2 separate regions of the Homo sapiens genome follow, and region 2 is linked to region 1. A link is a contact called in ENCODE Hi-C data. All regions are on one chromosome and are shown on one strand. Each heading gives the region's core, a stretch centred on a gene start or an enhancer-like site at or near the end of the contact. The rest is flanking DNA. Distances are from core to core; before and after follow the strand shown. Region 1 overlaps BTBD9 (BTB domain containing 9). Region 2 overlaps GLO1 (glyoxalase I).

Region 1 (6,712 bases), core at 1,259-3,758:
CTCATGGTAGACTAAAATATTGTTTGATGGAGAAAACATTTTGAGGGGCAAAAGTGAGAAGAAGAATGCAGATAACAATGTAGCTTTTAAAGACTATAAAAGGTTATTGTTTTTGTTTGTTTTGTTTGTTTTTGAGATACAGTCTCACTCTGTTGCCCAGGCTGGAGTGCAGTGGCACGGTCTCAACTCACTACAACCTCCAACTCTCAGTTTCAAGCAATTCTCCTGCTCAGCCTCCCGAGTAGCTGGGACTACAGATGCACGCCACCACACCGGGCTAATTTTTTTTTGTTTTTAGTAGAGATGGGGTTTCACCATGTTGGCCAGGCTGGTCTCGAACTTGTGACCTCAAGTGATCCACCTGCCTCAGCCTCCCAAAGTGCTAAGATTACAGGTATGAGCCACCATGCCTGACCCTTAAAGACTATAAAAGGTCTTTTATGCCCGAGGGGGAGAAATGTCTGCTTTAGTCACACTTACAGTAGTTGTGACAGAAGATGTTTGTATCAAATGTCACCACTGGTTTACTAATATACATAGGCCAAATCCTCCATTTCAGCAGGGAATAATTGTGTTATGAATTTTTCTTTCTAGAAACACAAACCTCAGCCTACCTAGTTGGACTGCCTTAAACAATTACTCAATGGTTTGAATAAGTTCTGTGGTCTTTCTTACTGGGAAAAATTAGAGAGTGATTCTATATCTGAATGCAGCACACAGAAGGTTCCACACTGTTTTTCTTCCCAGAGGAACTGGGCCACTCCCCATTTTGAATGTTCATTATCGTCTTTCATATGCGTCTGATAAATTTATTAAAAACACCATCTGGATGGGACTGAGCTTTCTGCTCTATTTCTAGTCTTCCAGTTTCCTCCCTTGTCCCACTGGAATTTCTGTCCCAATTTGTGTCACTTTGTTTACAAAACCATGCTGCCAAAACCCAGTGTCTTGTATCTGTCTCTTTCTGGTGTTCCTTTGCCATCCCTCACCTACATCCCTATTACAACAGCCTGTGCTAGGAGCAAAAGGCAAAGGTGAACCGCCTGGACAGAAATTACTTTTCCCCCTCTGTGCACATAGCAATTCTGCTCAGACAAATTTAATCTGCTGCTTCTGAATGCAAAAGTTGCATGTTAACAAAGTGTATACATTCTGCAAAGTGTATGAATATTGGAATGACTCAGACTGCAGGGAACTGCAGAAAAAGTGATCTGAAAACAATTTTACTGCTCTCTGTTCTTACAAAGCACCAGGGGTGGCCAACGACTTGCCTCTAAATTTAATTCAGGAGTAATAAATTTTTTAAAAGGCAGTATTACTTCAGTAGGACATGACCTGAGGGCCACCTGTACCAGCTATATTTAAAGATAAGACTGACATGTTATTTAACTGTCTCCAGAGATCACTTTTGAGAGGTGGAGGAAAAAGACCCACTTGAAGCAGATTTTGTAAAAGGAAATAACACTTAGCAGTTACAGAGGACTGTCATCTTCAAACACTGTGCTCTGCTGGGCTTTATTCAATGTTTCCCTGGCTGTTTTCATTACAAAATTGTTTTCTAACAGCACAGTGGTTCATGCAGCAAGCAAATGGTTAATAATCTCTGAGTAGATCATTCTCTATTGCCAAGATTTTCATAGAGATACAAAGATTTCCTGTTTAAGAAGATAACTATTAGCTTAAGGTCCTACCTAGAGGTCTTCCCACAGACCTATCACTTCTTTTTTTAAAGGAGGAAACACACCAGTGGCCTAGCCCCAGGCCTACACAGGAATTTGTTGCTGATCAGGCAAGCTTCTAACCCAACTGTAATCCAACCTTCTGTCAAATTATTCAAGAGGAAAAAATATCCACAGCTGTTCTGTCTTAACAGCTGTAAAAGAACAATAGCTAATTAGAGAACAAGCCCATCTTTCTTGGAAACTATCAAAAAGCTGTAAAAATGTATTCTACAACACAGGCACTTAGTTATATTAATGCCTAGTTTTATCTATCAGGTTAAGAAAATCACTTTTCAATCATATATTACATCACCAAAGAAAAACCATGGGTTATATATAGCATACAATTTTTAAGCTTTTCCTTTCCCAAAGTTTCCCCCACCTGCTTCTGTGAGAAGGCTGCTTCTGAACACACTTCCAGAGAATTCAGTCCTGACCACCTCTCCATACCTGTGGGTGAAGCCCATGGGTGGAAAACAGGCTATGCCTTTTGAAAACTGGAGCCCCTTTCCCCTAATCGATTTTTCCTTCTTTCTTTGCTATTTTGTCTGTTTAATTAGCATTAATCCAGTATTCTGATCTTTCCTGTTCTAGCTCCAATTTTTACATTAGCAAGGTTGCCCAAATCACATCTTATCTTAAGATTATAAGGGCTCCAAAAATCATGCTGAGTCCATTTTAGCCAGTGATAAGAAGAGGTTAAAACTTCCCTAAACTTCAGATGTGTTCCCCTCCACCTTTTGCCCCTCAAACACATGCAAATTTTATGAAGCTATAGCTCTAAACACTTCAGAGGAAGTGGCCTGCTTTCTAGAAGATAAGAAATCAGAGATGGTTATCCCCAGGGACAGAAGTGAGGTGATGTGGCAACAGTAGATCTCAAACATACAAGTTCACCAGGATCAGTGAATTTTCTCTCTCTCCTCACACTGGGGCCTTTGAATGAAAGCACTTTCCAAAAATAACTGTATGGTTTACTCTCTTATGTGCAGTTTGACAATCCTGTAGTTTAAATGCTAGAGGTTTTAGCTGAGAAAATCAATTCAAAGGCCTTAAAGAATCAAGCATCAGATGTTAGCAGTAATAACCACTGCAGTATATCAAAGAGGGATTCACTCTGAAGGTGAGGCCTTGAAATTGAGGACAGAGGCATTTCCAGGTATAAAGAAAAAAGATAAACCAACCATCCAATTCTGTGTTTGAACTAACAGGCAATATCTCTATTTTTTTCTTTCCTCCGGACATAACTTGTCAGGGAAGAGACTTTACATCTGCACTGTAAACATAACGTGATTTATACAAACACAGGAGAAGGAATAACCAACATACAAATAGTCACTTAAACTGGTTTTGCAAGTTTTCAAAATGATTTCTCAAAAAATTAAGAAGTTTTAATATAAAGGGCATCTTTTTCTGTGAGTAGTATCATAAGTTTCACATGAATTTATTTTTCCTTCTTCCCTAAAAGATGTTCAAATTGTTGCAGGATTGCTACTTAAAATCAACAGAGTTTTGTTTTGTTTCTGTTTTTTTGAAGCAGGGTCTCACTCTGTTGCCCAGGCGGGAGTGCAGTGGCATGATCACGGCTCACTGCAGCCTCGACCTCTCACAGGATGAGGTGATCCTCCCACCTCAGCCTCTGGAGTAGCTGGGACTACAGGTATGTGCCACCAAGCCTGGCTTATTTATTTATTTATTTATTTTTTGTATTTTTTGTAGAGATGGGATTTTGCTATATTGCCCAGGCTGGTCTCAAACTCCTGAGCTCAAGCATTTCTCTTGCCTCAGCCCCCCAAAGTGCTGGGATTACAGGCCTGAGCCACTGCGCCTGGGCCAACAGAGTTATTTTTGTACCACACTACGAGTTTAAAGGGTCGTCAGGTCACAACAGGTTTGTGACTCAAGTCAGAGATGTCACCACAGCTTGGGGAATATTTCTCATTCACATTGAACAGAGAACAAAAGACATGCAAAAGGTTGTTTAAAAAGCCCACAAAAAGGCCAGGTGCAGTGGCTCATGCCTGTAATCCCAGCACTTTGGGAGGCTGAAGCAGGTGGATCACCTGAGGTCAGGAGTTCGAGACCAGCCTGGCCAACATGGTGAAACCCTGTCTCTACTAAAAATACAAAAATTAGCTGGGCGTGGTGGTGGGCGCCTATAATCCCAGCTACTTGGAAGGCTGAGGCAGGAGAATTGCTTAACCCAGGAGGCAGAGGTTGCAGTGAGCCGAGATCATACCATTGCACTCTGGCCTTGGTGACGGAGTGAGATTCCATCTCCCAAATAAACAAACAAACAAACAAACAAAAAAACCACGAAAAAGTGGTGGTTTATTTAATACTTTTTTTTTTTGAGATGGAATCTCTCTCTGTTGCCAGGCTGATGTGATCTCGGCTCACTGCAACCTCCAACTCCCTGGTTCAAGCGATTCTCCTGCCTCAGCCTCCCGAGTAGCTGGGACTACAGGCACGCACCACCACGCCCAGCTAACTTTTGTATTTTTAGTAGAGACGGGGTTTCACCATGTTGGCCAGGATGGTCTCAATCTCCTGACCTCATGATCTGCCCTCCTTGGCCTCCCAAAGTGCTGGGATTACAGGTGTGAACCACTGCGCCCAGCCTATTTAATAATTTTTTTTAACGATCCTTTAATAAAGAATAAAGTAGCAGCCTTTCTTTTTTTTTTTTAAGCTAGAGGCTGTATCTGGTTCAAACATTAATATTTCTTTAAAATGCATCAATAACTATAAAATTTGATTTTTTCTAAAAGTAGTACTAACAGTGAGGTGTTTAAACATTAAATGGAGCTGGGTATGCTATAGAGAAAATGTCCCCATCAGATCTGTGGCAAGTATGCTCCTACAATCCCACTTTGGCAGAATCTTCCTGCCAGAGCCTTTGGAGGCAGAGAGAAAAAGGTGAGACATAACACCAAATCTCTTGTGCCTTAACCCTCACAAACCATCCTGGATTGAGTGAGAGGTGTGAGAAGGAAAGAATCTCCGCAGATCTCATGAAAGTAAGACTGGAATGTCGAAGAAACACACCAGGGGGAAAAGTGAGTACGAACTTCTGAATACTGCATTCAGTATTGAGACTCCTTAATCAAACCACAAAGGGTGCCTGAGGGAACAACTTGTCCCACTGGGCACTCTCAGTTCTACCCTGAGGCACCAGTCCAGGTCTGTGGGTAAATTGGGCAAATCCCTGAGTGTGAAGGACGCCTCCTGAGCTGTGAACTTGGAGACCTGGCGCAGTTTGGCTTCAAAGGCAGCCAAAGTCTTCCAAATCACCTGGAATGACCCTAATCAGACTTCTGAAGTAGTTATCAGAAAAAAAAAAAAATCTGGGCAAAATATATAATTTATACTATGTTCTGGGGGCCAAAATTAATCTAGATTGAGGAAACAAGATCATGCCATGTTTTTCAGTAGACTTAACTGAATGTGTGATGAAAAAAGTACAATAAAAGGTAATTTTAAAAGAGCCTTTTACTATTGTTTTAAATTCTTTTAATGACCTACATTCAGTGCTTTTGGAAATGAAAAAATGGATACAGTAGTTTTTTTTATTTTTTAATTTTTGCGGGTACATAGTAAGCATATATATATTTACGGGGTATACGAAATATTTTGGTACAGGGTATCCATCACCTCAAGCATTTATTCTTTGTGTTACAAACAATCCAATTATACCCTTCTAGCTTTGTTTTGTTTTGTTTTGTTTTGTTTTGTTTTTTGAGACGAAGTCTCGCTCTGTCACCCAGGCTGGAGTGCAGTGGCGTGATCTTGACTCACTGCAACCTCCCCCCGGGTTCAAGCAATTCTCCTGCCTCAGCCTCCTGAGTAGCTGAGTTTACAGGCAGGCGCCACCTCACCTGGCTAATTTTTTTTGCAGTTTTAGTAGAGACGGGGTTTCACCATGTTGGCCAGGCTGGTCTCGAACTGCTGACCTCAGGTGATCTGACTGCCTCGGCCTCCCAAAGTGCTGGGATTACAGGCGTGGGCCACTGCACCCGGCCTTTCTAGTTATTTTTAAATGTACAATTAAATTATTATTGACTATAGTCACCTTGCTGTGCTATGAAACGCTAGATCTTATTCATCCTATTTTTTTTTTTTTTGTATCTATTAACCATCCCCACTTGCCCCCTACCCACCCACTGCCTTTCACAGTCTCTGGTAAGAATCATTCTACTCTCTATCTCCATGAGTTCAATTGTTTTCATTTTTAGCTCCCACAAGTAAGTGAGAGCCTGGCTTATTTCACTTAACATAAAGACCTCTAGTTCCATCCACGTTGTTGCAAATGACAGGATATAATTCCTTTTTATGGCTGAATAAGTGCTCCATTGTGTGTATGTACCACATTTTCTTTATCCATTCATCTATTGATGGAGACTTAACGTTGCTTCCAAATCTTGGCTATTGTGAACAGTGCTGCAATAAACATGGGAGTGCAGATATCGTTTCAATATACTGATTTCCTTTCTTTTGGGTACATATCTAAAAGTGGGATTGCTGTATCATATGGTAGCTCTATTTTTAGTTTTTTGAGGAACCTCCAAACTGTTCTCCATAGTGGTTGTACTAATTTATATTCCCGCCAACAGTGTACAAGGGTTCCCTTTTCCCCACATCTTTGTCAACATTTGTTATTGTCTGTCTTTTGGATAAAAGCTATTTTAACTGGGGTGACATGATATCCCATTGTAGTTTTGGTGTGCATTTTTCTGAAGATCAATAATTTAGAGTACCTGAGCACCTTTTCTTTTTTATTTTTATTTTTTTGAGACTGAGTCTTACTCTGTCGCCCAGGCTGGAGTGCGGTGGCGCGATCTCGACTCACTGGAACCTCCACCTCCTGGGTCCACGCCATTCTCCTGCATCAGCCTCCTGAGTAGCTGGGACTACAGGTGCGCACCACCATGCCCAGCTAATTTTTTATTTTTAGTAGAGACGTGGTTTCACTATGTTGGTCAGGCTGGTCT
Region 2 (6,712 bases), core at 1,578-4,077, 370 kb after region 1:
GAAGTGGTTTGGATGAAGTCTATAAAAGTGCCTATTTCATTACAACTAGAGCAATCCTAGGTACTGGCATTAAACAATCTTCTGTAATATTTTCTTATATATATATTTTTAGAGACAGAGTCTCCCTCTGTCACCCAGACGGTAGTGCAGTGGCAATCATAGCTCACTGCAGCCTTGACCTCCTGGGCTCAAGCAATCCTCCCACCTCAGCTCCCAAGTAGCTCAGACCACAGATGCACACCACCACACTCGGCTAATTGTATTATGTTTTCTAGAGATGGGGACCTCCCTATGTTTCCCAGGCTGGTCTTGAACTTTTGAGCTCAAGCAACCCACCCGCCTTGGCCTCCCAAACTGTTGTGATTACAGGCATGAGCCACCGCACTCAGCCTTTGCTAATATTGATAGGACTCAAATCGATGCATTTACAGTAGAAATTCTCTTAACCAATTTCCACTTAACCTGTTATTGGATTAACCGCACTCACCATTTCCTCAATAAAGAACTGATGCCCTGTCAGGCTGAGTAACTATAACCAGTTGGCCACTCTGTGCATTTCTACTTCCTCAGATGAGTTACTTGTCAAGTCGATTGTGTCTACTGCCAATGTGCTCAATCCAATCATCCTTGTAATTTTAAATATATAATTTAATTAAATATTATATAAGGCAATAAAATATGAGTTCATGTAAAAAGAAAATGAGTTTATGTAAAATATGAGTTTTTGTAAAACAAAGTTATATAAAAGAAGAACACTCAAAGGCAAATACCTAAAATAAATTCCTGAATTAGAGGCAGGAAAAAAGCATCTGTAAATAAGGAGGAAAGCATAAAATTAGGAATTCTGTACTCAGATTTCTTTATAAATGCTTTAAATTCACACTCTAAGGAAACTTGAATTGGAAATCTTAGACCAGTGGTTCTCAACAGAGCAGTACTGACCCCTAGGGGTTACTTCGGAGACTTGTGGGACATTTTTGGTTGGGTTTCACTATTGGTATTTAGTGGATGGTGAGCAGGGATGTTAGACATCCTGTAATGACCTGTATAACTTTGGAAAGTCCCACTGAGTATTCATATAGGTAAAAAGCCTACTTTTCCCCTCAAGGAGATGGAGCATAACTCCCCCCAGCCAGTGTGGGCTTTACATAATGAGTTTCTTCCTCATCACTACCACTGCCAGGTGATTAAGGTTAACATAGTAAGATCAGGGACATGTCATGTTGATAGTATGTCCCCTTGATGTGACAAGAGCACTTTGTCTCTGTGGTATTCCTCCAAAAAACAATAATCCCAGTTTTATCATGACAAAAAAAATCAGAAGATCCCAATTGAAAAACGTTTTGCAAAATACCTAGTGAGTACTCCTCAAAGCTGTCAAAGTCATCAAAAACAAGGAAAGTCTGAAAAACTGTCACAGTCTGGAGTAGCCTAAGGATACATGGTGACTAAATGGAATGTGGTTTCCTGAATGTCACCTGTAAGGAAACAGCAGGTAAAAATGAAGGAAATTGGAATAAGTATGGACTTCAGTTAATAATATCAATATAGTTTCATTAATTGTGATAAATGTCCCACACTAATGTAAGATTTTTAAAATAGGGGAAACTAGGTATGTGGTGTATGTGAATTCTGCACTATCTTTGCAACATTTCTGCAAATCTAAAACTATTCTAAATTTTAAAAAAGAATTAAAGCCTGCTTTTTATTATCTGAACTTACAACTTGTATCTTACTTATTTGCATTTATAATTTTAATATTTGCTAGGGAAAAAACTATTCTATAAACAAAAAAGTTACTCTTTTATTCGAAACTTTAGCAAGAATTGATCACCATTTTGGGAAATATTTCCAACATAACATCATGTTTTTGAGTCATCAGTAAAATGCACCTGTTATGAATATGTATTTAAATTTGTAAAATTATAGCTCTTCATGAATCATAAATTCAGTCTTTATTTAAAATATCAAAGAGTGTCAACAATACTCTGATGTTTTCTTCTTCCATATGTAAGGGCAAGCACCTGACTACTCCATTGTCTTCTAGTCTATGTGGGCACTGACATACTAAAATGCACAATTTTATTGCAACCTGATTATATTTCTCCTTCATATTACCATAAAGGTATTGACTGATGTTTCTTCATGTCGTGCCAATAAGTAGGTTATATCATGTGAATGTCATTTCAGGATAGTGGATGTGATAGATATTATGTTACAATGTTATTATAAACAGGGTCAGCTAAGTCTAATATGATTGAGAACCACAATCTCAGACCTAAGCTCTGAGGGCAAGAAATGTTTCATTTCTTACAGTACTCTGCACCTAATATCTAATTCTCAATATCTAATTTGACTCTGGGTGCGGTTTCTGTTTACACCTACCCAGAAGCCCCTATTTGCTCCTCCATTCTGGCAGTCTCAATTCTGATTCACTGTCCACCCTCATGCAGCCAGCTTGGGTAAATACGATCCATCTAAGTCAGAGTGTTCCCACCCCCTTGGCCAGTGATTAGACAGGTAAGTGACCCAGTACTGGTTGAGATATGACGGGAATTTTGCTGAGGAGCTTAGGGAAAGGTTTTTCACTCCTTATCAAAGACACATGAGGAATAAAATGATATTTTCTTTCACTGGACATTTCTATTAGTCCGTTCTCATGCTGCTATAAGGACATGCCCGAGACTGGGTAATTTATAAAGGAATGAGGTTTAATTGACTCACAGTTCTGCAAGGGTGGGAAGGTTTCAGGAAACTTACAATAACGGCGGAAGGGGAAGCAAACACATCATTCTTCACAGGGTGGCAGGAAGGAGAAAGGGGAAGCCCCTTATCAAACCATCAGATCCCGTGAGAACTCACTATCACGAGAATAGCATGGGGGAAACCACACCCATGATTCAATTACCTCCCACTGGGTCCTTCCAATGACATGTGGGGATTATGGGAACTTCAATTCAAGGTGAGATTTGGGTGGGAACACAGCCAAATCCTATCAACATTGTTGGTCTACACATGATACCTAGAATCATGGTAGGCATCTTTGATCATATTATTGGTCCAGTGAGAAAAAATGCTAAAAATGACAGGATGGGAAAGATGGAAATAATCTGGGGTTCTTGTTATCTCTGAACCCTCTACCAACCCATTTTATTATTATTTTTGAGACGAAGTTTCGCTCTTGTTGCCCAGGCTGGAGTACAATGGCGTGATCTCAGCTCACCCCCCAGGTTCAAGTGATTATCCTGCCTCAGCCTCCCAAGCAGCTGGGATTACAAGTGCCCACCACCATGCCTGGCAAATTTTGTATTTTCAGTAGAGACAGGGTTTCATCTTGCTGGTCAGGCTGGTCTCAAACTCCTGACATCAAGTGATCCACCTGCCTCAGCCTCCCAAAGTGCTGGGATAACAGGCGTGAGCCACTGCGCCTGGTCAACCAATCCATTTTACAATCTCTTAAGTGCTGGCTTTTTTTCTTATTGCCAATAGCAAGCATCCTTACTAACACTCTTCATAATCAGTTGGATGGCTGAGGATTATTTATATATACTGTACTATGGACTGAATGTTTGTGTCCTGCGGCTCCCTTCCATACATATGTTTAAGCCTAATTTTCAGTGTGATGGTATTCGGAGGTGGGGCCTTTGGGAGGTAATGTCATGAGGGTAGAACCCTCATGAATGGAATTAGTGCCCTTTTAAGAGATGATTTATCTTGGATGTGTGAGAACACAGTGAGAAGGTGCCTGTCTACAAGTCAGGAAGTGGGTCCTCACCAGACACTGGATCTGCTGGTGCCTTGATCTTGGGACTTCCCAGCCTCCAGAACTGTGAGACATAAATGTTTGTTGTTTAAGCCACCCGGTCTATGGTATTTTTATTAAAATTGCCTCAACTAAGACACACTCTATGCAATCATGGTCAAAATACTGTGTGGGAAAGCCTCAAGTGATTCCCTTTCAGCCATCTGCTCTTCATTCAAACCACCTGTATTATAATCATTCTAGCCTTAGCTATGTAGGGCTCATAGGAGACTGACTTGTTTTACATTGACCATGATCATGGAAAATAAGAAAACTTACTTCTTGTGACCTACTTTGTACTTTCGTACAACTTCTCAGGTAAGTGAATTTGGAAGTGAATTGTTCTTTTCCCTAACAAGGCGTAGTGTTACCATATACAGTTGTCCCTCGGTGTATGTGGAGGATTGGTTCCAGGACTGCCCATGGATACCAAAATCTGTGCATACTTAAGTCCCACAGTTGGCATATGAAAAGTCAGCCCCCTTTGTACTGTATTTTCAACCCACATTTGCTTGAAAAAAATCCCTGTATAAATAAACCAGTGGAGTTCAAACCTATGTTGTTCAAGGGCCAACTGTACATTTAAAAAAAATGCATATAGGAATGAATTTAAAGAATGAGCAAGGGCTATCTTTTGGCAAGTTTTACTCAGCAAGTGGAGAAGGCTTCTTTCCTTGGAAATAAAGCTTAAATTACTGAATTTGTGAATGTATTAGCCCTCCCGTTTGTCAGTTCTAGCACTCAACATGTGAAATTGGTCTTCATAAGTTCCTTACCTTTTGATATTCTTCTGTTTGCACTTTATCTACCACAATCCTTTATTCCGTATTCACTTTCTTCTTCCCACCTTTCCCACACTCCCTTATCCATAGACACTACCTGCTTTACGGGCTGTACAGAATCACAATTGTTCTCTCTTCAGAATGAGCCTACAAGCCTTTTCAAATCCTTTCAGTACTCACTAAGGGGAGTTGTTTTTTTTTTTTTTTAAAGAAAGAACATGATGGACAAAGGTTTACAAATTAAACATAGTCTTATTTGAAGTTTCATTTTATTTCAGTCTATAAGTATTGCTATTTGTTTAAAGCACTCACATAAATCCATTTCACCCAAAAAGGAAACATAAAGTGCTTCTAGCAGTACAAGCACGGTTGGCATGGCCTTTCCAAAGGTCTTCCACTAGAGTCTAGAGAAATCTAAATATAGTCATCCACAAACTGGATGTTTTTATTTTCTGAGCCATTAGAGATTTTCAAAATCACTTTGATTTTTAAAAACTCATCAAATGTGAATCATGGCGGGGAAGACCACTGAGCTGATTTCTGATAACTAAGTTATCACTGAACATAATTTATCATATATGGCTACTGGCATCATGAAGACCTTGGGATAGGGAAGACTCTTTATGAGAAATATAAACATCACTTGTGTAGGAATCACCAGGTGTCCCTAGAGCAGTTTTGTACTAAAGACTTCTAGTGTTTACTCCCTCACCACGGTACTCCAGCCCAAGAGCCAAGAGCACAATGGTCAAACTCACTGAAGGTTTTTACAACAGGAAACCAGTGGAGGTATTGTGAGGTACTACAACTTTGAGGCACAATCTAAATACTAAAAATGATTATGAAATCTTGAGTTGAGCTGATTGATGCCCTCTTAAATCCATTAATAATCCATGAAAGTGATTTCACATGCCTAGCCTGCTTTCTTTCTCACATGACAGCTGGGAGTATTAAATGAGATAAAGTTGCAGCCTAGCCCAGTGTCTGGGTACCATATCATTTCCTTCCTCCTCCCCTTTCCCAAATAAATAAGGTTAGTCCTTGAACTTTAAATGTACTTTATAATAAGAAGAAATCACTTTTTCTATCAGTATCCTTGTCAGCATGATTTGAATTGCTCTCAAGAGTACCTACTCTTTTGTAAAATAAACACTTTGTACTTTACTGAAAGAACACTAGTGTTCTTTCCTTTCCGTTGTGAAAAAAGTTGTTTCTGAGGAATTGAAACCCCAGAAGATAACTACAACAAAAACATGTTAATTTTTTTTTAAAAATGATGATTCAAAGGCAGATTTGAAGGGAAGTAATATTTAGGTGGCAGAAGAAGGCAAATGCAGCCTCTGAAGGGAACTGTTCTAATTATTACCTAAAAAATAAAGTTACACAACTATATTCAAGGACATGAGATAAAGCACTGCTTGAAAACCAGAATGACTGAACAGTTAGGTGAAAAGGAACAGCTGAAATAGGAAGGGGAAATGGACTGAAGAATAATTTGAATCGGGACAGTGATCCATCAGTCCTAGATGCTTCTGGTATGTAAATATCTTGAATCACATTGTTTCCTTTCTTCTGAAATCTCAAAGGAGAATTCTCACAGCACTACATTAAGGTTGCCATTTTGTTAGGATTCAAAATTTCAATCCAGTAGCCATCAGGATCTTGAATAAATGCCAGGCCTTTCATTTTACCTGTAAAATGAAAATTTTCATTATTGAAAAGACTAAAAAAGAAAACACCATAAAAATGTTTTTCTTTCTTTGAGACAAGGTCTTGCTCTGAATGTCAGGCTGGAGTGCATGGGATGATCATGGCCCAAGGCAGGCTTGACCTCCTGAGCTCAGCCTGCCAAGTAGCTGGGGCGACAGGCACGCACCACCTTGCCTGGCTAATTTTTTGATTTTGTAGAGGCGGGATCTCAATGTACTGCCCAGGCTGCTATCAAACTCCTGGCCTCAAGCAATCCTCCTGCCTTGCCTCCCAAAGTGGTGGGATTACAAGCACAAACCACTGCACCTGGCCTTAAAAACTTTTATTAATTAAAGATTTACTTTGCATTTTAATGAAGTACATTATTTTGTTTACAGTTTTAAATTTTAAAAATTCTTATTGTCAGAAAAGTATGAAA

Evidence for each region. A loop is a pair of places that touch in the nucleus more often than their neighbours do. Pooled maps may share reads with other maps.
Region 2: a pooled map shows a loop between it and region 1 (4-fold over the local background). The contact joins two enhancer-like sites. A Hi-C loop is called at or near these places in 5 of 37 single-sample maps with no recorded cell type and 3 of 50 pooled maps.

The regions. Positions count from the first base shown.
Region 1 is chr6:38,305,368-38,312,079 of GRCh38, forward strand. All of the region lies in intron 7 of BTBD9 (BTB domain containing 9), which reads right to left. Among named protein-coding and RNA genes, the nearest start is that of BTBD9-AS1, 170 kb to the right of the region's middle. Within about 2 kb of position 2,509, at least 2 of the 41 ENCODE cell types and tissues checked have a DNase peak (open chromatin) inside an H3K27ac peak, as active enhancers do.
Region 2 is chr6:38,671,109-38,677,820 of GRCh38, forward strand. GLO1 (glyoxalase I) reads right to left here. Exons shown (of 6, transcript NM_006708.3): 6 at 4,817-6,275. The coding sequence ends at 6,187. Among named protein-coding and RNA genes, the nearest start is that of GLO1, 29 kb to the right of the region's middle. Within about 2 kb of position 2,828, at least 2 of the 41 ENCODE cell types and tissues checked have a DNase peak (open chromatin) inside an H3K27ac peak, as active enhancers do.